Linked DNA regions of Homo sapiens: regions 1, 2, 3 and 4 are each linked to region 5. A link is a loop called in an ENCODE intact Hi-C map of the cell type or tissue named here. Cell type or tissue: chondrocyte. All regions are shown on one strand. Region 1 overlaps COL26A1 (collagen type XXVI alpha 1 chain). Region 2 overlaps COL26A1 (collagen type XXVI alpha 1 chain). Region 3 overlaps COL26A1 (collagen type XXVI alpha 1 chain). Region 4 has its middle 14 kb from the start of SH2B2. Region 5 holds the start of COL26A1 (collagen type XXVI alpha 1 chain).

Region 1 (5,000 bases), 76 kb before region 5:
GTAGCGTGGTTGTGTGCAGCTGGGACAGGAGGTAGGAGATGACCAGGAGAGGTGCCCACAGCTGTGAGCTGGAGAGCAAAGCCCCCAGCTTTTGGGAGCAACTGGGCAATCCAGTGCAGGATGGGGGGTTGGAAAGAGGTGGCAGAGCCTTAGTTCCAAGGTCACCCCTCCTTACAGCAAGTGACTCTGGTATGCGATGATGAGTACAAATACACGATTTTCACAATAAACACACACTCACATACATGCACACACATTCACATACCCATGTGAGGACACACGTGCCCTCACACACTCTCACACCTTCACACGCTTGCACAAACTTACTTGCAAGCTCTCACAAACTAACACATACGCACACCCTCACACAGTCACACACTCATTTGCTCTCTCACACTCGTGTGCACACTCGTGCTTGCACACTCGCACAAACACACTCGTGCACACTTCCACACACGCACTCACACAAACACGTGCTCAGCACCCTCAGACTCACTCATGCACACTCACAGTCACACACTTGTACGCAATTATGTACACACACATGCACCTATTCACACGCTTGGATAAACACACACTCAGCCTCACACTAACACACTAAACACGCTCACATACCTGAGGACTAACCTCTGACCGTTTTCTTCTCTTGCCCAGATTCCTATCTAAGGAGCCTGGGGAGTCACGCCTTTCAAACCACAAAGCCTCATCACACAGGTTCTATTTTAACCCTATATGATGTGGCTGGCTTTCCAACCAGGCTCTAGCATAACATCGCATGGCAGATAAGGAAGGAAATCAAAATATTTCAACCCCAAATATGTTTCTATGCCATATCTTTTGTTCTGTTTTTAGACAGAGTCTGCTGCAGCAGGGGAATTCCTTGAACCCGGGAGGCGGAGGTTGCAGTGAGCCGAGATCGTGCCACTGCACTCCAATCTGGGTGACAGAGCAAGACTCTGTCTCAAAAAAAAAAAAAAAGAAAGACCTAGAAAAACAGAAAGGGCTCACAACCCTCTTGCTGCCGCAGATCTGCCAGCCGAAAGCAGGCCCAGCTTGGACAGAGGAGAGCTTTTGTTTAGATTAAAAATGGCAGTTTTAAAATTAATTCCTGAAATGGTCTTCCGACTACGAGAGACCAGAAAAACTACAGAGTCCACCCAGGGCCCGGGGCAGGCGCAAGGGCCAAGCTGCTGTTGTTTGCACCCTGCTGAGCACAGCTGATGCCAAAAAATCAGGTCCCTCCCTTAACCTCTGCACGATGGGATCAATGGAGCCCTGGGCTCAGGAGTGCAAGCCTGGCATTTGGGCTCTGTCCCTAATTCACTATACAACATTGCACAGGTACCTAAACCTCTCTGAGCCTGTTTCCTGGTCTGTATGATGAGGATACCAGGGAGACCAGGATGCCTGGTGTAAGGCTGTGAGTGCAGGAGGGGTGCATGGATGCTGGGTTTGCAAAATACAGACCTGACCTCATTCCTCCCAACCCACACCCTTCGGCCGTCCCCACTGTCATCAGGAGAGAGTCCGGGCTGCTGAGCCAAATGTGCTGGCCCTCCTCCACCTCACACAGACACCTCTGGCCCTCACCCACCAGGCGGGAGCCCTCCAGATGCACCAGACACTCTCACTTCAATCCACACTTGGAATGATGAAGATGGTCATGAGAACAATAAAAGTAGGTATGATAGGCCGGGCACGGTGGCTCACGCCTGTAATCCCAACACTTTGGGAGGCTGAGGCAGGTGGATCATTTGAGGCCAGGAGTTCGAGACCAGCCTGGCCAACATGGTGAAACCCCATCTCTACTAAAAACACACACACAAAAAATAGCCGGGCATGGTGGTGGGCGCCTGTAATCCCAGCTACTCAGGAGGCTGAGGCACAAGAATCGCTTAAACCTGGGAGACACAGATAGAAGTGAGCTGAGATTGCACCACTGCACTCCAGTCTGGGTGACAGAGGGAGACTCTGTCTTAAAAAATATATAAATATAATAGTAGCTTCAATTGCAGACTCACAGTGTACTGAGTGGTTTACATAAGCTGACTGAGAACAACAGAGGCCATTATTCCCAGTTTACAGACAAGGAAACTGAGGCACAAAGAGGTTAAGCAACTTTGTCAAGGTGGTGGAACTGGGATCTGAACCCAGGCAGAATTGGTTCCAGAGCCCAGTAATACTAATTTGTGTTCGTTCAGTACAGGCAAAGGTTTTCCCTCTCATCTACACACAGGGACTGATCTCGGGCCCCTGATTCAGAAACTGAGCTCATCCCTCTGGAGATGCTCTTTTCTTTTTTCTTTTTCTTTCTTTCTTTTTTTTTTTTTTTGAGACGGAGTCTCTCTCTGTCGCCAGGCTGGAGTGCAGTGGCGCAATCGTGGCTCACTGCAACTTCTGTGTCCCGGGTTCAAGCAATTCTCCTGCCTCAGCCTCCCAAGTAGCTGCAATTACAGGAGTAATTTTGTATTTTTAACCTAATTTTAGCTAATTTTGGTATTTTTTGTAGAGACAGGGTTTCACCATGTCGGCCAGGCTGGCCTCGAACTCCTGACCTCAGGTGATCTGCCTGTCTTGGCCTCCCAAAGTGCTGGGATTACAGGCATGAGCCACCGCTCCTGGCCACAGTCTTTCTTGGCCCCTCATTCTGAATTCCATGGGCTTGGCCCATGCCACTCTGGAACCTGATGGCTGCCAAGTCCAGGCGTGGGGCACACCAGTAGGTGGCACTGTGTCACCATCCCAACCGGCCAAGACTCAGCTTGGTAGCCCCCCTGAGTCTCACCTGAATGCCCAAGACAGGTTCCACATTTGTGGCCCATTTCCCCAGTCTTGGAAAAAAACCCGAGGGAGGCTGGCCTCCTGTCCCCATGAAGAATTGCCAGCCCCTGCCGCTAGGGTCCAGTTGGGCAAACTTTCTTTTTTTGTTGTTTTTTTGTTTTGAGACAGAGTCTCGCTCTGTTGCCCCGGCTGGAGTGTAGTGACGCGATCTCAGCTCCCTGCAGCCTTCACCTCCCGGGTTCAAGCGATTCTCCTGCCTCAGCCTCCTGAGTAGCTGGGATTACAGGCGCACACCACCACACCTGGCTAATTTTTGTATTTTCAGTAGAAATGGGGTTTCACCATGTTGGCCAGGTTGGTCTTGAACTCCTGACCTCAGGTGATCTGCCCACTTTGACCTCCCAAAGTGCTGGGATTACAGGCGTGAGCCACTGCCCCTGGCCTAGGCAAACTTTCTAAAATGCAGATCCAGTTTAGGGACTGCCCTCCCTCAAAAACAGGGTGTACATATTTTATTTAACCTCTGTCAGCCTTAAGGCCGCACTCAGTTGAGGACACCAGGCTCCAAGAGGGAACTCATCTTCCTCAAGGCTCCCTGCAGAGTCCCCAGCCACATGGTAGTGTCAACTTTGCTGCTTGGTGGGAACATTAAGGGCCAATAACAAGGTCCCGGCCAGGTGCCACACAGCTCTGGAGCGGGGTGTTGTCCCTCCTACCCCTAAGACTTTAACAACTCTTAGATTTTGGAGGCAAAAACAAGATTGGCCTCTGATGCCTGGATTCTCCCCAAGGTGGAGCAGCCCCATCCATCCATGACTTCCAGTGGTCACCAAGTCCACTCTATGGCCCACGGGCTCTGCCTGCTTTGATCTGGTGTCCTCCCTGGCCTCGCAGGTGACTTTGTTTTCCAGCCACACTGGTCTTCTCACAAATCTCCAGCACACCAGTTTCCTTACCTCTTTTTTTTTTTTTTCAGACGGAGTCTCACCCTGTCGCCCAGGCTGGAGTGCAGTGGCACAATCTCGGCTCACTGCAACCTCCGCCTCCTGGGTTCAAGTGATTCTCCTGCCTGAGCCTCTCGAGTAGCTGGGATTACAGGTGCGCACCACCACTCCTGGCTAATTTTTGTATTTTTAGTAGAGACGGGGTTTCACCCTATTGCCCTCTGAGGGGCTGGTCTTTCTTGTCTCTCTCTCTTTCTGTCTCTCTCTAGGTCACCTCCTCCAGGAAGCCTTTCTAAGGTCTCCCACCACATCTGCCCAGCACCCAGGAGGTACATATCACTATCAATCGACTGACTAGGGATCTGGCTCTCCTGGGTCTGTTGGCACCCCTTCAGGATGCAGAGCTGAGGCTTTTCCTGGGTATTACATTCAGCCTGGTGTGGGTCCAAACAAACCCCAAGGTGGGGTGGTCCTCCTAGAGTCTGTCTGCCAAAACCACCAGACTCCAGGAATGAGCTGAAGGTGGGCGAGCCCCTCACTGGTCCCTGGAAAATGTTCTACATGCCCATTTTAAGGATGGCAAAATCAGCTCAGGAAAGAAAGGGGGCTGGGCGCTGTGGCTCACGCCTGTAATCCCAGCAATTTGGGAGGCCCAGACGGGTGGATCGTCTTGGAGTTCGAGACCAGCCTGACAAACATGGTGAAACCCCATCTCTACTAAAAATCTCTACTAAAAATACAAAAATTAGCCAGGCGTGGTTGTGCACGCCTGTGATCCCAGCTACTTGGGAGGCTGAGGCAGGAGAATTGCTTGAACCCGAGAGGCGGAAGTTACAGTGAGCTGAGATCACACCACTGCACTCCAGCCTGGACCGCAAGATTGAGACTGTCTAAAAAAAATACAAAAAGAAAAGAAAGGGGAACTTAAGGGGGCTGTAGCCACTGAATGCCTGCGTACTCGGCCCACTCACACCTGAGAGTATTACTGTCCCATTTTATGGATGAAAACACTGAGTCCACCAGAGACTGTGCGGCAGGTAGGTGCAGAGCTGGACTTGGTCCACACCAACAGAAAGTGGAGGAGCCAGCCCTGAACCTTCACCCCACCCTTGACTGCATATACCCCATCTTTCCACATATACCCCATCTGCCTCCCTCCCTCTCTGGTTCTCCCAAGTGATGCTTTTTTGTTGTTTGTTTTTACTGTTGTTTATTTTTTTTTGAGACGGAGTCTCGCTCTGTTGCCCAGGCTGGAGTGCAATGGCACAATCTCGG
Region 2 (5,000 bases), 170 kb before region 5:
TGAGCCGAGATCACGACACTGCACTCCAGCCTGAGTGATAGAGTGAGACTCCATGTCAAAAAAAAAAATTATATCTGTATTTGAAATATTTTCATATCTGATATGAAAATATTTAATAACTGGCACAGTGCAGATCCTGACCACTCATGGTAGACCTCAGCCTTCAACCCCTGGATTCAGCCTTATAGACAGGTGTTGTTTGCTAAATGTCCTCCAGGATAAAGCCCCACCTCAGTGTCTGGCAACCAGGAGGGCTTCATCGATTGCAACTATGATTATTACAATTGTGATTAAAGCAAAGGTAATTACAGCCCCAGGTGGCAGAGCCCAGACCAGTAGGTAGAATCTGCAGAGGGAAAATTCTTCCCCTTAACTTTAAAATGTGGCCAGGGCCAAGCATGGTGGCTCACACCTGTAAATCCCAGCACTTTGGGAAGCCGAGGCATGAGGATTGCTTAAGGCCAGGAGTTTGAGACCAGCCTGGCAACGCAGTGAGACCTCGTCTCTACTAAAAATTAAAAAAAAAAAAAAAAGCCAAGTGTGGTGGTGTGCACTCGTAGTCCCAACTACTTGGGAGGCTGAGGCAGGAGGATCACCTGAGCCTCGGAGATGAAGGCTGCAGTGAACTATGATCATACTACTGTGCTCCAGCCTCAGTGACAGAGCAATACATTGTCTCAAAATAAAATAATAAAATAAAATAAAATTGTAAAAGTGTGGCAGGAAGGCAGGGGGGCAGATGTCCTCCAATTCCAGCCAGAGAGTTCAGAGAGCAAACCCCAGAAAGAGGTGGGAAGCAGTAAGTTCCTGCTCCCTGGCCAGGCAGAATGCTGCAAAATTGAACCCAGCAAGGCTGGGCTGGGGGCCATAAGTGCAGAAGCCAAGGAGCAGGGCAGATACTGAAGACAGTAGCTGAGCTGTAAGACAATAGGGAATGGTGGGGACTGCGGCAAACTGCACAGCCTGGACTGGACCTACAGTGGCAACCCAGTAGCTGGTTGTTTCCATGAGGGACTGCCAGCCCTGATGGCCAATTTTCTCATTTTTATTTTTATAATTTTTTGTAGAGACAGGGTCTCACTATGTTGCCCAGGCTGGTCTTGAGCTCCTGGCTTCATGCAATCCTCCCACCTCAGCCTTCCAAAGTGCTGGGATTATAGGTGTGAGCCACTGCACCTGCCCAAGATCATCTATTTTTTTGAGACAGGGTTTCACCCCGTCTTCCAGGCTGGATTGCAGTGGCATGATCTTGGCTCACTACAGCCTCCACCTCCCCAGCTCAAGCAATTCTCATGCCTCAGCCTTAGGAGTAGCTGGGATTAATCATGCTGGGCTAATTTTTGTATTTTCAGTAGAAATGGGGGTTTTACCATGTTGCCCAGGTTGGTCTCGAACTCCTGACCTCAAATGATCCACCTGCCTTGACCTTCCAAAGTGCTAGGATTACAAGCATGAGTGAGCCACTATGCTCGGCCAGATGGTCTACTTTTTTTTTTTTTTTTTTAGACGGAATTTTGCTCTTGTCCCCCAGGCTGGAGTGCAGTGGCGTGATCTCGGCTCACTGCAACCTCCGCCTTCCGGGTTCAAGCGATTCTCCTGCCTCAGCCTCCTGAGTAGCTGGGATTACAGGCACCTGCCTCCACGCCTGGCTAATTTTTGTATTTTTAGTAGAGACAGGGTTTCACCATGTTGGCCAGGCTGGTCTCGAACTCCTGACCTCAAATGATCCACCCTTCTCGGCCTCCCAAAGTGTTGGGATTACAGGCATGAGCCACTGCACCTGACCAGATCGTCTACTTCTTAAGAGAAACTAGAAATCCTGGCTTTTAGGTGAAATACCCATTTTCAACTGTTAGCTTAATTTTTCAAAATGCCACATGGCATGTTGGAACTAGAGTGTCTAGTGTGTGGCCTCTCTAGGGAGGCCCTGGGAGGCCATGCCCAAGGTCCCTTCGGCTGCCCCAGCCTGTCCTCTCTGCAGCCCTCACTCACCGGCTGGGCCCGTGGGCCTTCTCTGTCGTGGCACAGGGTGAGCAAGAGGGATGGCGTCGGGGAGGAAGTCCTCATTCCAGGTCGGCGGAGTGCTCTCGGGGGCTGGCAGGTCGTTGTCCGGGCTGGAGGGCCGTTCTGCTGCTTCTAGCAGGAGGACCTGGGCCAAAGGAGATAGAGAGTCAGGTCCCAGTTGGGCCTGACACATAGGGACATGCGTGACACACAGGGACATGCATGTGCACCCCATGAGACCTGCAGCTGTCCACGCTGTGTGTGCCCCGTCACGCTCCTTAGTGGGAGAACCTCACTCGTGGCCCAGGTTCCCTCCATCCCAGCCCTCTCCTCCTTCTGACATCAGGAAAGTCTTTCTGGACCCTCAGGTTCAAGGAGTGCCCTTCAGACACCGTCAAAGTCCCTGTGCTGGCTGGGAGTGGTGGCTCATGCCTGTAATCCCAGCACTTTAAGAGGCTGAGGCTGGAGGATCACTTGAGGCCAGGAGTTTGAGACCAGCCTGGGCAACACAGTGAGACCCCCATCTCTACAAAAAATAAAGAAAATTAGCCAGGCGTGGTGGCACACGCCTGCAGTCCCAGTTACTCAGGAGGCTGAGCCCAGGAGTTCAAGGCTACAGTGAGTTATGATTGTGCCACTGCGCTCCAGCCTGGGTGACAGATCGAGACCACATCTACAAAAAGAGAGAGAGAGAAAAAAAAAGCACACACACATACGCACACACACACACACACACACACACATACACACACACACACAGACAGAAAAGGAAGGGAAGAAAGGGAGGGAGGAGAGTGAAAGGGTGGGTATAAATAGGCCCCTTGTGGCACATGACCTTTAGAAGACTTTCCAGAAAAACAAAAGTGGCCACGATTGCTTGGGACCAGCCTGCAATGCGGCCCCATCTGTCCCTCCTTGAGGGAGGCAGGAGTCAAAGGTGGCTGAGACCCAGATCCCGGGACCGGGAGACTTTCTCCTTCCTTTAAACAACTTGAGAGCCAGGACTCAGAGGCCCCGTGAGTCTCTGCTGCCCCCGAAGAGGCCAGCAGGGGGCGCTGTGTGCCAGAAATAGGCTCAGGGTGGGTGGAGATCCCTGCTGGGAACTTGGGTGGGTCCTGGGGCCGAGGGGCGTGAAGGACCTGCTGGGCTGAGCTGAGAGTCCATGGTGCACAGGCAGATGGTCTGCCTGAGTAGCTCCCTCACCAGTTCTGCAGTGCCCCTGGGCCTGGGGGACAGTCCTGGGATCCCTGGGGACAAAGTGGCCTGCTCTGGGCTCCTCCCCAGCAGGGGTGTCTCCAGGGTGCACTTAGCGGCTGCTCAGGGCTCTGACCCTGCACCCAGGGTTCTGGCTGGGCCCCCTGGGCTCAGGCCCTGCTGTGGGCTGCAGAACGGGCTCCCCCTCCACCCCTCTATGGGACACAGTCCTCCGATGGCCTGGATGCCTGGCCCAGGGCCCCTTAACCCCCCAGAGCCAATTCTTTCAGCCCCTCCCCTTTCTGGTCCTTAGAAGGGTCCATGAAACTGGGAGGGTCACTGCGGCGACATCACAAATGAGGTGGAGACAGAGGCTCAGAGACTGCAAGTGACTTGCCTGAGATCACCCAGCAAATGGGCGGTGAGGCCGGGGCCCCTAGTGGTGCCTCATCCACCAAACCACAGTTTATCCTCCCAACAGTTCTGTCTCAACCCCGGCTGAGCTTCGTGGAGGCACAGAGAGCGGGGACAGCTGGCTCAGATCACACGGCAGTGAAGGGTGGACCCCGTTCTCCTGAATCTCCAGGAGGAGAGAAGGGTTCCGATTCCTGCCCCAGCCACTGGCACCCCTGAAGAAGCTGACGGGCCACAGCCAAGTTTAGGGGCTCTGGAGAGGAGCAAGAAGACGGTGGCTGTCAGGTCACGTGATGGAAGGGGCCTGGGATGGCCAGCGCAGGGGATTTGGAGGAGCGTCAGGCCCTGGTGCTCCTGGGGCTGGGGGCAGGAGGTGGGGTGAAGGTTGGAGTGTGTCTCCCCTTTCAGGCCTGGCTGCTGGGAATAGTAGAAATGCCCCCAGTCGAACAAGGGCACGGGAGAGGGGCAGGCTTGGGAGTGAAGGTGATAAGTTGGCGGGGGTGGGTTGCAGTATCCCAAGGGGAACTCAGATGGCCATATTTAACAGGGGGTGGTCCCAAGGGCTGGGAAGTGGAGGTAGAGGACCATGAGAGGAGGCAGGGATGGTGTGGGGAGGCTAGGGTGGAGGAGGAGGGAGCAGGGTGAAGCCTGGAGAGATCTGGGGAGGGGTCCCGCCTTGGCCTCCTACAGGCAACCTCTAGTGTTCCCCATTCTGGGCAAAGCTCTGGCTTCCCCCGAAGTGACCTGCCAGCCAGTACAAAAGGCCTAGCTCTCTCCTTCATGGGGCACCTCCCACTGGGACACCCCTGCCCACAGAGCCTGCAGACCTGGGCAGAGGAGCCCTGGTTGGAATCTGCCCCTGCCAGCGTCTCAGCCCTCCTGGCCTGGCTGTGTCTGACCTGGAGAAACTGATCCCATTTCTGTCCAGGCATGAGCTCACCCGGGTGGGCAGCCATGGGCGTGGGGCCAAGAAAACCAGGCCACGGCCTTCGGGGGCAGTGGCCCTGATGATGTCATTGTGGCCTGGCAGACTAGCCGGGACACTGCCCTCTGCACCAGAGACTGCTGGGACTCTGAGGCTTCTGTGACTCTTGTGTACTGTTTGTGGTCCATGAGGTCAGAGAGTAAAGCCCGGGGCAGGAGAGGGGAGGGCAAGCAGGAATCTTCCCCGGTACCCTGCTGGCCTTCTGCCTGCCAGCCTGTCCCAGGAATAGAGGGTGGCAGAAATCCTGGACCAGCTTCTAGGTCTGCACCAGTGGGAGAGCAGATGGAGCAGACTCTGTGGGTTGCCTGGCCCCCAATGCCCCTTCTTCTCTTGCCCCAGAACTCCCTCTTGTGACTCTGTACATGTGACCCAGGAAAGGAATCAGGACCAGCCTGAGCCAGGC
Region 3 (5,000 bases), 140 kb before region 5:
AAAATTAGCCGTGCGTGGTGGTGCACACCTGTAGTCCCAGCTACTCAGGAGACTGAGGCAGAAGAAGCACTTGAACCTGGGAGGCAGGAGTTGCAGTGATCCAAGCTCGCACCACTGCACTCCAGCCTAGGTGACAGAGTGAGGCCCCGTCAAAAAAAAAATAAAAGAGCCCCCAGTGCTGAAAGAGGCCAGGAAGCCAAACCCTGAGCTGCTGGGGGCCTCAACTCACCCGTGTTGGCCGGGCCTAGACCATTCTGGGGGTGGGAATGAACCCTGCCCTGTACCTCTGCAGCCCCACTCTTCATCTGGCAGCAAGAACCAGTGATCCCTGGCCAGACTGGCATCCCATTAGTGAGTTTACCAGCCTTAGTGAGATGCCATTGCTCTAGGTGCAAGGAGGAGGGAGGGAATCAGAGGCTGTTTTCTGTTCTTCTTTTCTTTTTTCTTTTTTTTGAGACAGGGTCTCAGTCTGTAGCCTGAGCTGGAGTACAGTGGCACGATCTCAGCTTACTGCAACCCCCGCCTCCCAGGTTCAAGCTATTCTCCTGCCTCAGCCTCCTGAGCAGCTGGGATTACAGGCGCCTGCTACCACGTCTGGTTAACTTTTGTATTTTTAGTAGAGAAGTGGGTTTCATCATGTTGGCCGGGCTGGTCTCAAACTCCTGACCTCAAATCATCCGCCCACCTCGGCCTCCCAAAGTGCTGGGATTACAGACACGAACCACCATGCCCAGCCTCCTGGTTGTCTTAAAGAGCTGGCACCTCTTCCTCCCCCATCTCTGGCTCCCTCTTTTGCTATGCGACGCATCAGCTCCCCCTTCACCTTCTGCCACTAGTAAACGCTTCCTGAGGCCTCACCAGAAGCTGAGCAAATGCTGGTGCCAGGCTTGCAGAACTGTGAGCCAAGTAAACCTCACTCAGACTAGAGTGCAGTGGTACGATCATAGCTCACTGCAGCTTCGACCTCCTGGGCTCAAAGGATCCTCCCGCCTCAGCCTCCTGGCTGAGTAGCTGGAACAAACCTCTTTTCTGTATACATTACCCAGCCTCAAGTATTCCTTTATAGCAACACAAAACGAACTAATACAGGTGGGAAGGTAAAGACCTGAATTTGAAAAGTGACCACTTCCACATGTGAAATGACACCCAGCAAAGATTAGGGGTCTCTCCTCCTTCATCTGAGCTGAAAGACCTTACGGTCAGGTTTCGTGAGTGATGGGAGAATCCTCTGAGGGTTCCTGTAAATAAGATTCTCTGTGCCCGGGCATGCTTTAGGAGAGAGGGGCCAATGTTTCATCTGTTTATCAAGGAGGGGTGGGAAGGGAGGGTTGTTGGTTCATGCCACCCTAAATGTTAAGACCATCATCTTTTTTTTTTTTTTGACAGGGTTTTATCTCTGTTGTTCAGTCTGGAGTACAGTGGTGTGATCATGACTCACTGCAGCCTCAAACTCCTGGGCTCAAGCGATCCTCCCACCTCAGCCTCCTGAGGAGCTGGGACTACAGGTGTGCACCACGCCTGGATGATTTTTCTATTTTTTGTAGAGATGGGGTCTCGCTGTGTTGCCCAAGCTGGTCTTGAACTCCTGGCCTCAAGCAATCCTCCCTCCTAGGCTTCCAAAACTGTTCGGATTATAGGCATGGGCCACCGCGCCTGGCCAGGTTAAGGAATTTTGTAACAGTTACATGACGGAGCTGGGATTCTGTCTCCAAAGTCCACATTCTCCACCTCCATGCTCCAGTGTGTTTGGAGAGCCTCAAACAGCTTGTGATCAGTGGAAGAGAAGATGTGAGCAGGCACAAGGAGTGGAAGACATGAGGCTGGAGGGCCATCAGGCTCTTGAAAGCCAGGAGGCTGTGGGATTCAGGATGCTGTGTTTGCACAACCCTAGAGGGCGCCATCATATCATGGTCCTCATAATTTTATATATATTACGGCAGTTTTCCAGCAGATGGCAGTCACGTGCCTTGAGGAAGGGGCGCTTTTTCCTTAATCTGCACAAAGAAACCACAGGGACCAGCGGCGGTGCTATTTGGCTGATATCCAGGTGGGGTGGAAAGTCCAGAAGGGTCTCAAACAGGGAAGGGGAATGTTTAGATTTCTGCTTGCTCTTGGTGGGGAGAGACCGGAGGTTGCTGAGACAGTTCTGATAGGTGGGTGAGATCTAAGGTAAGAAAATGGGCCACTTTGTGGTGGCTCACGCCAGTAATCCCAACCTTTGGGAAGTGGAGGAGGGAGGATCACTTAATCCCGGGAGTTGGAGACCAGCCTGAGCAACACGGAGAAACCCCATCTCTATTACAAACACTAAAAATTAGGCATGGTGGCGTGTGCCTGTGGTCCCAGCTACTCAGGATGGGGAAGTGGGAGGATCACCTGAGGCGGGGAGGTGGAGGTTGCAGTGAACTGTGATCACACCACTGCACTCCAGCCAGGGCAACAGGGTAAGATTCTGTCTCCTGCTCCCCCCACCCAACAAAAAACAAAGCCAGGAGGGGCAGAAAAGAGGAGATGGATTAGAGAGGGCTGTAGAGACAGAAGAATCCACGGGATGTTGGGGATCCCTTGCAACAGGGTCACAAGGAGAGAGTTGAGGCTTTGAGGTTTCTGATTTCAACGGCAGATTGGCTAGACGGAGTAGTGTTTTTCACTGAGCAAGGAGAATTAGAAGTGGTTCTAGGCAAAGCCGGGCGCGGTGGCTCACATCTGTAATCCCAGTACTTTGGGAGGCCGAGGCAGGCGGATCACTTGAGGCCAGGCGTTTGAGACCAGCCTGGCCAACGTGGTGAAACTCTGTCTCTGCTAAAAATACGAAAATTAGCCAGGCGTGGTGGTACACACCTGTAGTCCCAGCTACTCGGGAGGCTGAGGCCAGAGAATCGCTTGAACCCGGGAGGCGGAGGTTGCGGTGAGCCGAGATCACATCACCACACTCCAGCCTGGGCAATAGAGTGAGGGGGAAAAAAAAAAGGAGTGGTTCTAGGGAGTGGGGAGGAGTTGCTTTTGGATGTGTGCAGGGAGGAGAAGGCTGCAGACAGCACACCTAAGAGGGAAGTTGGAGAGGGATTGGACAGAAAGGTATGAATCTCAGCTTGTGACCAATCCATGCAAAATAACAGCACTCTGGCTGGAAATCCCCGGATGGTCCAAACCATCTTGCAGAGCTGTTATGAGAAATGCACTCTCCTTAGGGACCGTGGTGCCCACTGACTAATCAGAAGGAGCAAATACAGTCAGGGAATCTCTTCTGCAGTTAGGAACACGGAGGCTAGGTAAAAGGAGAAAAGGGATCCAGTGTCCCAGAGCTCAGGGCTGGTACCCGGGATCTCCAGTTTCTAGACCAGCCCTGCAGCTCACCCCTGGTCTCGGGGCCCCTCTCAGCTCCCTGGAGCCAGAGCCACTGTCCCAGGGGGTGGGCTGGGTAGGTCTAATCTGGACCCGTTTGGTTTCTGCTAAGAGGCCCCCACCAGCTCTTTCATTGGCAGCCAAAACATGCTCCTTTCCAAGGCAAAAACAAAATAAAATAAAGCATGTTACAAAGTGACTCTCTCTTCTCCGATTCATTTTAATGTGCTTTTCAGCGTTGGTTTATTGTGAGCAGCTCTGTGTGCAGAAAACATGTGCTTGCAATATGCCAGTGACAGTAGGGATTCCAGGGGGCCTCCTGGCCGCCCCAAACAACCGGGACAGTCAGGAAGTTAAAGGCATGTCTTTGATGATCAGGTAATTGGTGACTCTCAAATATTTGTCCCAAAGGCTCTGAATGGGTGTGATTTCACCCAGAGTCCATTCCCTCCACTGACCCCATTCGGGCAGAGGGAAAGGACAGAAGGAGAATTCAAGGGCTGTGGTGTGAGGATGGGTTCTAGCTTAGAGTGTGGCTTCTCCTGTCCTAGGGTCCTCGAAGGTGTAACGAGCTGGGAGGGACCAGGAGACTCAGGGTCTAGTCTGTAATACCACTGTGTCATCTTAGGCAAGTGTCTGTCCATCTCTGGGCTGTTGGGCCTCAGTTTCCCCGTCTTATAAGAGAAGGCAGCTGTGATGGTTAATACTGAGTGTCAACTTGATTGGATTGAAGGATGCAAAGTATTGATCCTGGGTGTGTCTGTGAGGGTGTTGCCAAAGGAGATTAACATTTGAGTCAGTGGACTGGGAAAGGCAGACCCCACCCCCCTCAATCTGGGTGGGCACCATCTAATCAGCTGCCGGTGTGGCCAAAACACAAAGCACGCAGAAGAATGTGAAAAGACTAGACTGGCCTAGGCTTCCAGCCTATATCCTTCTCCCATGCTGGATGCTTCCTGCCCTCGAACATCGGACTACCAGTTCTTCAGCTTTGGAACTCGGACTGGCTTCCTTGCTCCTCAGCTTGCAGACGGCCTATTGTGGGACCTCGTGATCCTGTGAGTTAATACTCCTTAACAAACTCCTCTTTCCATCCAAAAAAAAAAGTATACACACATACTCATGTACACACAAAAACAAAGTAAATTCACAGTCATGCACACACATGGAGTGGTCATACTCATGCACACACCTAGGCACACACATGCACCCATGCACACACAGAGTGCCCACACACCCATCACACTCATGCATACACACAACACACTCATACACATTCATGCACACTCACAGTCATGCACACACACAACACACATACACACTTCTGCACAATCACAGAGAGTGCTCACATACACGGGCACACCCACCCAACATGGATCTACACACGTGCACACCCAGACCCACGTGCATTCATCCACACACATAACTTTTTTTTTTCACCCAGGCTGAGTGCAATAGCGCCATCTCTGCTCACTGGTTCAAGCCATCCTCCTCCCTCAGCCTCTGGAATAGCTGGGATTACAGGCGTTCGCCACCATACCCGGCTAATTTTTTGTATTTTTAGTAGAGATGGGGTCTCACCATATTGGTCAGGCTGGTCTGGAACTCCTGACCTCAAGGGATCTGCCCGCCTCAGCCTCCCAAAGTTGGGATTA
Region 4 (5,000 bases), 910 kb before region 5:
CCAGCACCCCCGTCTGCGCTGTCAGAGGGCCAGGCCCAGAACTCCCCTCCCAGTCACTCTGTCCTTGAATCTGAGACCCTTGCAGCTGTCAGACTAGGCCTATATCCCCTGGGGAAGCAAAGGGGCAGGAGGGGAACTGGGGAGGCATGGGCACACCCCCAGTATCCCAGTCCAGCAGCCTCAGTTTCTGTCCTCAATACCCAAGGAGGCTGCCTTCCCCTCACTGCACGGACCTCCGGCTGCACTTTGGCAGTGAGGCCTGGCTGACCACCACTCACCAGCCTTTCACAGGCCACCGGCAGGGCTGAAGGGTCAGGGCCCCAAGGTGGGGGGTGTCAGTCTAAGATCCAGAAAGGCAGGTTGAGGGCTCATTCACCTTTTTGTTTTTTAGAGACAGGGTCTCGGTCTGTCGCCCAGGCTGGAGTGCAGTGGCACCATCATAGCTCACTGCAGCCTCCAATTCCTGGGCTCAGGCGATCCTCCCACCTCGGCCTCCAAAGTAGCCGGGACTATAGGTGTGCGCCACCACACCTAGCCTTACCCGACCCTTTGAAGGTTGCTGCTGCATTGCAGGCGTGGGGGCCTGACCTTCTTAGAGGAAGGGACTACTCTTTGGGGATCTGTGTTCTCAGGCGGTATCACCTGTCTCCTCTTCCCTCCTCCTCCCTCCTCCCATGGGTCAGGCCTCTCCTTACCGTAGAATAGGGCAGTGGCCTCTTTGATGGGCTCTGGGATCTTCTCCAGGCGGTGCTCAGCGGCACCCTGCAGGTGACAGGAAGCGATGAGGAGGTGCCTCCGCACAATGGGCACGGAATATTCCCTTTCAGCATGGCCAAGGCAAATGGCAGGGTGGGTGTGGCAAGGAGTGGGTGGGGCCATCCGGGGTGCAGGCTGGCTGCAGGAGGGCCCGGACCTGGACACGTGACATGAGCTACCAAAGAAGAGATGGCTGGGCCCTGAGTCACTCCTGAGGCCAGAGTTCAGCAGCAGTGCAGCTCTCCTCGCAGCCACTCAGCTTTGACATGCATCAGACACCTGGGCCTCCCTGGCCCTGCAACCAGCCTGCCACGTGACCTGGGACAGCCCAGACTTCTCTCCCGGAGTCCCACTGTGGACTCTACAGAATGGGAGGTGGGCGAGGAGATGCTCTCCCTGGGCTGTTTATGTCCCAGCCTGCTGTGATCTCTGGGCTCCAGGTCCTTTAGCTGGGAGATGGGTGCATGGTCCTGGCCTTGCCTCTGCCTCTGCTCTCAGGGCAGTGCCTGGAAAGACGGGCCTCTGTGCTACCGCTAGGAAGCCCTGTGGCCTCTGCCCCATGGCCTGTCACCCCAAATCGGAGGCAGGGTGGTATTCATGGAGTAAGCAGGGAGAACCCAATGGTTTTAGGTGACAGCCCTTCTGGGTTGTCACCAGCTGCCTGATACACAGGCTAATCTGGGAAGTCAGTGTTTGCAGAGGCTAAGTCAGTTGGGCAGGTATCGAGATGGGCATGGGGCAGGGGGGTGGGCTCACCTCGGCATCGGGCCGCTGGATGGACTGAATGATGCTCAGGTCCTGCTCCAGGCGGGCGATCAGCTCTCTCTGCTCAGTGGCTGTGGCCACAGCCTCAGTGATACGGACTTGCAGCTCCGCACAGCGTCCTGTGGCCAAAGGAAGACATGGCCGTCAGAGGGAGCCTGGTGGGACCCTTGGTGCCCTCCCCTGGTTCTGCCTCTCCAACCCACGGTCTGGAAGCAGGGCTGCCTGGATGCTGTGAGAGTGCTGGCTATTCCCTCCCAACTCACCACTGCCTAGAAGACCCCATTAGACCTAGGGCCTCCTCCAGGAAGCCCTCCCTGACTGTCAGAGGCACTCCTGGCCCCAAGCACTCTCTGGATTGATGAAATCCCCTGGGTAGGAGAAGGAGCTCAGGTCAGGGATTAGGAGAAACCGGTGCAATGTGGCTCTGCCCACGGCTGTTTGGGGGGCCCTGGCCAGCCCCTTTCCCTCTCTGGGCCTCACTTTGCTTGTCAGGCAGGGGCAAGGAGGCTCAGGTTGCTTCCTAGCTGATGTTCTGGGATAATGTCCAGTGGGAAGCCTGGGGGTAGGAGAGGCAGAGAAAGCCGCGGGGGTGCAGTGGGGCGCGTAGGGGTGCCACCTCTGGGCTGACAACAGAGGTGCTTGGTCCCGCCCCCAACAGAGGCTCCAGCTGCAGTGGTTGGGGTGGCGTGGTCCCCAAGGAGTCCCCCGACCCACAGCCCTGTCTGTCTCTCCCTCCTCCAGGTGCCAGGGTCATCTTTATAACAAAGCATCCAAACTGTGACTTTCCTGCCCTGCAGGAGGGTGAGAGATGTCGGGGAAGGGACCCAGACCCAAGCACGCATTGCCAGGCAGGACTTCAGTGACCCAGGAGCCAGGCAGCCCTGAGGGTGAGGTTTGGCCCTGTTTCTGGTTGACTGTGCGGCTCAGGGCCACTGGATCCCCCTTTCTGGTCCCAAATGGTGACATGTAACATGGTAACAATAAACCTTGTTTAGGGTGAGCTGTTGGGGCCGCAGAGAGGGAGACTGAGGCCTGAGACCCAGGACGCTGTCCTTTGGGGTAGGCTGCACAGCCGCCAGGGGGCACTGTGGCCTCAGAAATGCACAAAGGCTGCAGGCTGTGGGCAGTGCCAGGGAAATGGTATGTGCGGCCTCCTCCGTGGACTCATCCCTGACTGCGCGGCCTGCTGACCGGCTGTCATACCTGCCCTGGCTGGGCTTAGTGTCCTGGGCCAGGATGGGGCAGCCCAGCCTCACCCCCACATGCTCCTGGGTTCCCACTGCACACCAAGTCCTTATAGATGAGTCAGAAAAGACGATTCACATTTTACAGTCAAAGAACGGAGGCTTCCCGACCTGGGACCAAACCCAAGGCATCCACCCCCAGCTCTGTCTAAGCCCTTGCTCACACCAGAGTCTCGCCTCGTTCAGGCCCCGAATGGATTTATTTTATTTTATTTTATTGAGACAGAGTCTCACTCAGTCACCCAGGCTGGAGTGCAGTGGCTCCATCTCGGCTCACTGCAACCTCCGCCTCCAAGGTTCAAGCAATTTTCCTGCCTCAACCTCCTGAGTAGCTGGGATTACAGGCGCCTGCCACCGTGCCCAGTTAATTTTTGTATTTTTAGTAGAGACGGGGTTTAGCAATGTTGTCCAGGTTGGTCTCAACCTCAAGTGATCTGTCCGCCTCAACCTCCCAATGTGCTGGGATTACAGGCGTGAGCCACCGCACTGGGCCCCTAAATGGATTTCTTCCTTCAGACATTCACTGAGCCCCTGGGTCCCTGGCAGGAAGGTGGTATCTGCGGAAGTGAGGAGGGGATGAGGGAAGAGGCAGGACCTGAAGGCAGGACCCGGCCTTGGAGGGAGGACTGTCGGGGGCAGGGTTGGGGCTGGCCCTGGGCCACCTGCAGGGACTTTAAGGAGACCCCAAAGGGGAGAGGTCCAGAGAGACGATAAATACCATGCCCTCCTGGCCTGAGTACAGAGTCCTTGGGTCCTGGCCTGTGGGATGGGATGGCAGAGCCGGCCACACATGCTTAGGATGGGAGGTGGACAGCGGTTGTGAGATGTAGGGAGAGGAAACCACCAGAAAGCTAATGGGGCCTTGGGTCACATTAATAGAGGTGAAGGTCCTGGACCAAGGGAGGGGATGCTTCAGTTTGGCCACAAACAGGAGCACATCCAAGAACCGTGCTGGGACCATGGGGACAGACTCCTGGGATAAAAAGAGGGCGTTAAGCTCCAACAAGGCTCAGGGAAGCCACATTCCACCTCAGGGATGAGGGCCTGGGGGACAGAGAGACAGGGCTGAGATGGAGAACCTTTGCAGAGGTGACTTTTGCCTGGCCAGAGTGAGCCCTTTTCCCTGGAGGTGTGCGCCTGGCAAGAGGGGTGGATAAAAAGCTGCTGAGATGATTCCTTGCACTGCCTGTTTTATCTGCCCCCAGTCTGTGACCACCCCAGTGTGGTCTTGGTCAGGTCCCTGGGGTGGCAGCAACTTGCAGCTCCCAGCACCATCCGTGGGCACCAGGGAGATGATGGGGTGCGTGGGCCTGGTCCCCGTGCACTTGTTCCTGTGTCTGCTACTGCAGGGGTGGGCACACAGTCCTGCCGTGTATGTAGGTGACATTCTGTGCAGGTGTGAGCATCCTGGCTGCAAACCCTCTATCCTAGGCTGCCCCGGTTCCCAGCTGGTGGCCCGCTATCCTGGAAAAGGCCCATGTGTTAAGCTGGCCTGGAGGCCTGGCCATTGGCGCTGCTGCAGATGCTCTGGGCACTGGGTTAGCTCCTGAGGGGATCTGAGGGTGCAGGGCTGAGTGGTTGGGGGAGGCCATCCCTGAAGAGGTGGCTTGGGGTGATAGGAGCACAGGCCAGTTGCACGGGCAGCAGAATTGGGGGATGGCTGCTGGTGAGGCAGAGAGAACAGGCTGGGTAAGACAGGGCAGCAGAGGCTGGCAGACGGTGAGACTGGAGGGAAGGCTGTGGGTAGAGGGGGGTGGACAGAGAACTGGAGGCTGCAGGGGACAGGATCTGGACACTGTCCCAGAGCCCAGCTGGATCCCAGCAGCAACCAGAGCTGTGCTTTGAAACTGTCACTCCACGCTGGGAGGAAGCGAAGGCCAGGAGACTGGCTGTGCGGGCTTCCACCAGAGAGGGGCCTCAGTTAGATGTACTTAGAGAAGGACAGGGCCTCACCGGCCACGGGAGGGTCCCCTATCCCCCACCGGCTGCCTCACCCTGCCTTCTCTGCTGGAGGCTGGAACACGCAGGTGGGGAAGCTGGGGTGACATCTCTGGTGGCCACTTGATGTCAAGTCCAGAACCGGGCTTGCATTCTGGCCCTGCCTTTTATGAATTTCACGATCTTCGGCAAGTTCTTCAACCTCTGGAGTACAGGGCTCTGGGGCGAGGACACAGAAGGAGCTGGAGAGAGAGCTGTGGACCCCATCGCTGTACAGAACCCAGGTGGGGAGGCCCG
Region 5 (5,000 bases):
TTAATTACACCACTGGGAAGCAATTAGTCAAAACTAGTACGTGGACATTGCAGATCAAGTTAACTACACCACTGGGAAGGAAATAGCTAAATCTAGTACGTGGACATCGCAGAGAACAACTGGTCTTCAACAAGTCAACAGCGTGGAGGAAAAAGTACTCTCTCAAAGGGGGAAGACTTTCCTACACTAAAAGGGAGAGAAAAGACAGAATAACCAATAAGCAGACTTATTTAGATCCTGATTTGAACAAACTAACAATTAAAAACTGCTTTTTGGCCAGGCACAGTGGCTCACACCTGTAATTCCAACACTTCGGGAGGCCAAAGCTGAAGGATTACTTGAAGCCAGGAGTTCAAGACCACCCTGGGCAACATAGCAGGACCCCACCTCTATGAAAAATTTAAAAGTTAGCCAGCCATGGTGGCCCATGCCTATGGTCCCAACTACTTAGGAGGCTGAGGTGGGAGGATTGCTTGAACCCAGGAGGTCGAGGCTGCAGTGAGCTATGATTGCACCATTACGCTCCTGCCTGGGTGACAGAGCAAGACCCTGTCTTTAAAAAAAAAAAAAAAAAAAAAAAAAAAAAAAAAAAAAAAAAAATCAGACGTTAACAAGGAGCAGTAACAATGAAATTAAAGCACTCTTTGTCAAGAAACAGCCCTGTCATCATTGCCTGTCAACTGAAGCCAAGCCCCGGTAAACACACTACTGAAGGCCAAGGCTGCAAGGACCACTGCTGTCCCCAAGCCTTCAGCTTCTGGACATCTTGGATCTCAAGGACAAGGGACACTTGTGATAGATAGCTCATGAGACACAGAAACATGTGACGCCCAAGCCAGCTCCAGCCTGTAACTCACCCAGGCAACAACCAGGTGCCTGCAATGCCCACGCTGGGCTTTCTGGGCAAAGAGACTCAGTCACACTCTGGAATATCAATGTGCCCCAAGCCTCCCCAACACCTTCTGGTATCCTTTTTAGGAATCCATTGCCCACAGATTCATCCACATCCTCCCTAAACCTAATTATATCCTCTCCCTGTTCTTATCCTGGTGGAAAGAGTTCTGGAAGATTCCACACTTGTTTGAGCCTCTTTTTGTTTGTGCTAAAATGATCCCTTCCAAGTTTCTGCAGATGTCCCCAAGTTCCAACCCACCAAATGCCAGAATGAGGTCCCCATTCGCTCCCGCTCTTCATGGTCCTCACCTCTTGCTTTTTTGCAGGCGTATTTCAGGCTGCAAACACCTTTTTTTTTTTCCTTCCCACACCTTTTAATTACAAAAGTATTACATGAATATACGCTCCTTGCAAAACATCCATTCAATCCCCGTACCGGCCAGTAGGTTCTCTTAGGGACCAAGCACAGTGGCTCATGCCTGTGATCCCAGCACTTCGGGAGGCTGAGGCAGGCAGATCATTTGAGGCCAGGAGTTTGAGACCAGCCTGGCCAACGTTACATTTTTTATTGGCCAACAATACAAAAATTAGCCAGGCGCAGTGGTGGGCACCTGTAATCCCAGCTACTTGGGAGGCTGAGGCAGGAGAATCACTTGAACTTGGGAGGCAGAGGTTGCAGTAAGCCAAGATTGCACCATTGCACTCCAGCCTGGGAGACAGAGCGAGACTCTGTCTCAAAAAAAACACAGAAACCAGAAAAACATTCAGACAAGCCACAAGCAGACAGAGGGAAAATGGGACAGTCCCCTGGCCCAGCCCTAGACTTCTTCATAACATTAACTGCTGAAATGGTTTCCTAGAAACTTTTTTCAGGCATTTATCTACCTAGATGTAGATCTGATTTTCCTTTTCATAAATGAAATCGTGCTGTATATATTATTCTGTAACTTGAAAAGCTTGTTTTTTAGACAATCCTCATATGGAACTGTGCAGAGGCCACACTAGCGTGGGTGTTTGGAGAATGCTCCTCATAGAAGCCCCGGGTAAGTATTTCCAAACAAAATGAGAGAAATAGGATTGCATACAAACTTTTCCAGAGGCACTTTTATGCTTTTCTGGGTCCCGCCCTATTCAGCCATGACTGTATATTTCTTCCCAGCATGAAACATCCCTGTCTCCTTGTTATTAAGGAATTAGCCAGAAATCATCTTGGAGTCCTCTGATTTGGTAAATATCAAGGAGAAAAAAAGAACTAGGAGCTGTCTTTTAGCTTTGATAGGCAGAGCAGTATGCTAGAAAACACCAGATCTGGGCCTGGCGTGGTGGCTCACGCCTGTAATCCCAGCATTTTGGGAGGCCGAGGCAGGAGGATCTCTTGAGGCCAGAAGTTTGAGACCAGCATGTGTAACACAGTGAGATCCCACCTCTACAAAAAATCAAAAAATTAGCCAGTCATGATGGTGTACACCTGTGATCTCAGCTACACAGGAGGCCAAGGTCGGGGGATCACTTGAGCCTGGGAGATCAGGTTTGCAGTGAGCTATGATCGCACCACTGCATTCCAGCCTGGGGAGCAAGCAAGACCCTATATTAAAAAAAAAAAAAAAAGAAAGAAAGCACAAGAGGTCAGTCCTGAGTGGCTCCTAGGCCTAGCAAATCCTGAGCCTCTGTTTCTTCAGCTAAAGGAAAGATACTACTCTAATGTTTTAACCCTAGGGTTGTTAAGGATCAAAAGAAATGGAGATTGGGAGGCCAAGGCGGGAGGATCGCTTGAGCCCAGGAGTTTGCGACAAGCCTGGGCAACAGAGTTGAGATTCTGCCTCTGCAAAAAAAAAAAATTAAAATATAAAAAAGAGACGGAGGGAACAGACACAGGTAGTGCATTCCAGAGCGCTGTCATAGCTGTGTAGGTTGTAGTTATCACTAAATGAGAAAAGCTAAATTCAAGCGAGTTATGCAAACGAGGCGTTTGGCAACTTTTACTTGCATGCTTATGGTTTTCTGGGGAAATTCAAATGCGGGCTCCGGAGCCGCAGCCCTGAGCGTCCCGGGGGTGGCCATGGCGCCACCTGCCGGCCGAGAGGAAGGAGACGCCTGGCGGGTCCCGGCGCCCGGGCCCGGTGACCCTGCGCCCTCTCCAACCCCGCCACGGAGCCACCCGATCCCAGCCGGTTCCACGTCCCGGGGTGGCTGGGGAGTCGCAGCCGAGGATCCTCCGCGGCCTCAGCCCCAAAGACTGGGCGGGAATGACCCCTCTGGTGTCCTGGGGCCGCTGATAGGAGAGGGGTGCCCGGGACGCGAGGCCTTGGCCACCCGAGAACCTGCTCCGCGACACAAAGCCGCAGCCGCGCAGGTGAGCGGCAGAGCCACGTGAGCGGCCGAACGCCCCGGGCAGAGCCCCAGCCCCAGCCACGGCGGTCGGAACCACCTCTACTCGGAGCCCGGAACGAGGGGGCGAAGGTTGGGGAAGCGAAGAAAGGAAGGGACAGGGTGGGCGCGGCCAGAGACCACCGCAGCCCCGGAGCCGGACCCGAACCTTCAGCCCCCGCAACCCCGCAGCCCCGCAGCCCCGCGGCCCCAACCCCCAGCCTCCTCCATCGCTCGTTCCAGCTGCCCCGTCTGCAGCCCCCAACCCCCGCCGCCCCGCGCCCCAGCCCCCAATCGCCCTGCACCCAAGGCCCTTCGGTCTTTCCCCCCGTGACCCCAACCCCCAGCCACCGCCATTTCGTCCCAGTTGCCCCGTGTCCCCTGCCCCTGGCATCCGCCACCCCGCGCCCCCAGGCCCGAATCGCCCCGCACCCCAACCCCCTCCAGCTCTCGTTCCAGCTGCCCGGTGTCTGCAGCCCCCAGTCCCCGCTGCCCTGCGCCCCCAAGTCCCGGATCGCCCCGCTCTCCAGCCCCCAAGCCTCGCTCCAGCCACCCAGTGGCCAGGGCCCCCGCTGTCCGCTCCCTCCCCCCACCCCCCGGCCCCTCGGCCCCGAGCTACTCACCGGCGGCTCGCGTAGCCGCTGCCAGGGGAGCCGGCGCCGGGCTCGGGGTAGCCGTGCTGCTGCAGAGCTGCGGCCGAGAAGGGATAGAGGAAGCCGGTGGCCAGCGCCGACCCGCAGAGGCAGCAACACGCCCAGGGCAGGAGCAGGGCCAGCTTCATCGTGCGCAGCAGCCCGCGGGGACCCGGAGTCCCGGGCACGAGGACCGGCAGGAGCGCACCGGCGCCCGGACCGAACCCGCGGCACCGGCCGGGAGCACAGCGAGAGGAGCGGGGCGAGCGGTCGGAGCCCGGGTGCGAGCTGGAAATGTGTGGGGGGCGCCCACGCCTCTCCGGGGCCGCCTTTTCAAATTCGGCGAGGTGGGCTCTAAGCCGTCAAAGGGGGCGTGGGGCTTTTTTGTTAACCCTCGGCGGTCCGGGGCCGAGGAGGCGGCAGTGGCGGCAGAGCTAGGGTGCGAGCTCCGCAGGAGGTCCCTGGAGCCTAACACCCCGAAAGCCAGACCTCGCGCCCAGGCCCCCGCTACACACCTTAGAACCTTTGAAACCAAACCTTCTTCGGGTCCGCGAATGCTTTCGGAGCGCCCATTCTGTGTCTGCCAATTTCACCTGGACGATGTTGGTGAATCCTCGCCACACTGCCCTCGATGGTCCCATTCAGAAGTGGAAACTGAGGCTGGAGAAAGTTAAGCCAGACAAATGCGAGTCTTCCGATCCTTGTGCAGGGCTCTTTGGATCAAAGCGCTGCGTTCCCGTGAGAAACTGACCAGAGCTTCCCAGGATTCTCCTCCTTCCCCTTTAACCTCCAGCCCCCACCTGCCCCGCTGTCTCTTCCAGGTAAGAAGCTTTGGGAGGGGCGGAAGGGTCAGTTGGGGTGAGAAGTTGTAGCTAGATTGGGAGGCCGAGGTGGGCGGATCACCTGAGGTCAGGAGTTCGAGACCAGCCTGGCCAACATGGTGAAACCTCGTCTCTACTAAAAATACAAAAATTAGCCTAGTGTGGTGGCAGGTGCCTGTAATCTCAACTACAGGCTGGGCTGAGGCAAGCCAATCACTTGAACTCAGGAGGCGGAGGGTGCAGTGAGCCAATATCAGGCCACTGGCCTCCAGCCTGGATGACAAGG

What was found. A loop is a pair of places that touch in the nucleus more often than their neighbours do. Peaks named below come from ENCODE experiments on the same cell type or tissue, not always from the same donor. Only the 100,000 strongest peaks of a DNase experiment are listed, where the experiment ranks them.
Region 1: a loop joins it to region 5, with 5 times the contacts of the local background. A loop is called at or near these places in 15 of 110 quality-filtered maps.
Region 2: it touches region 5 in a loop (4-fold over the local background); 57 of 110 quality-filtered maps call a loop at or near these places.
Region 3: a loop joins it to region 5, with 7 times the contacts of the local background. A loop is called at or near these places in 26 of 110 quality-filtered maps.
Region 4: it touches region 5 in a loop (6-fold over the local background); 15 of 110 quality-filtered maps call a loop at or near these places.

Annotation. Positions count from the first base shown.
Region 1 is chr7:101,438,308-101,443,307 of GRCh38, reverse strand. The region is part of intron 2 of COL26A1 (collagen type XXVI alpha 1 chain); the gene reads right to left. Among named protein-coding and RNA genes, the nearest start is that of COL26A1, 78 kb to the right of the region's middle. RefSeq lists an enhancer at 3,843-4,802. In chondrocyte, CTCF peaks have their summits at 2,535 and 2,735 (motif pointing right); no DNase peak of the experiment used is centred here.
Region 2 is chr7:101,537,042-101,542,041 of GRCh38, reverse strand. COL26A1 (collagen type XXVI alpha 1 chain) reads right to left here. Exons shown (of 13, transcript NM_001278563.3): 5 at 1,993-2,149. Among named protein-coding and RNA genes, the nearest start is that of LINC01007, 29 kb to the left of the region's middle. In chondrocyte, CTCF peaks have their summits at 2,845 and 3,062 (motif pointing right); DNase peaks (open chromatin) are centred at 2,161 and 3,321.
Region 3 is chr7:101,504,899-101,509,898 of GRCh38, reverse strand. The region is part of intron 3 of COL26A1 (collagen type XXVI alpha 1 chain); the gene reads right to left. Among named protein-coding and RNA genes, the nearest start is that of LINC01007, 62 kb to the left of the region's middle. RefSeq lists a silencer at 2,320-2,439 and enhancers at 1,852-2,611, 4,930-5,000. In chondrocyte, CTCF peaks have their summits at 1,697 and 1,922 (motif pointing right); no DNase peak of the experiment used is centred here.
Region 4 is chr7:102,270,006-102,275,005 of GRCh38, reverse strand. It overlaps a transcript of CUX1 not described here. Among named protein-coding and RNA genes, the nearest start is that of SH2B2, 14 kb to the left of the region's middle. RefSeq lists an enhancer at 39-872. In chondrocyte, CTCF peaks have their summits at 2,372 and 2,586 (motif pointing right); no DNase peak of the experiment used is centred here.
Region 5 is chr7:101,362,075-101,367,074 of GRCh38, reverse strand. It overlaps COL26A1 (collagen type XXVI alpha 1 chain), which reads right to left and starts at 4,200. Exons shown (of 13, transcript NM_001278563.3): 1 at 3,885-4,200. The coding sequence starts at 4,042. RefSeq lists a silencer at 2,827-3,066. In chondrocyte, a CTCF peak has its summit at 2,995 (motif pointing left); DNase peaks (open chromatin) are centred at 3,154 and 4,006.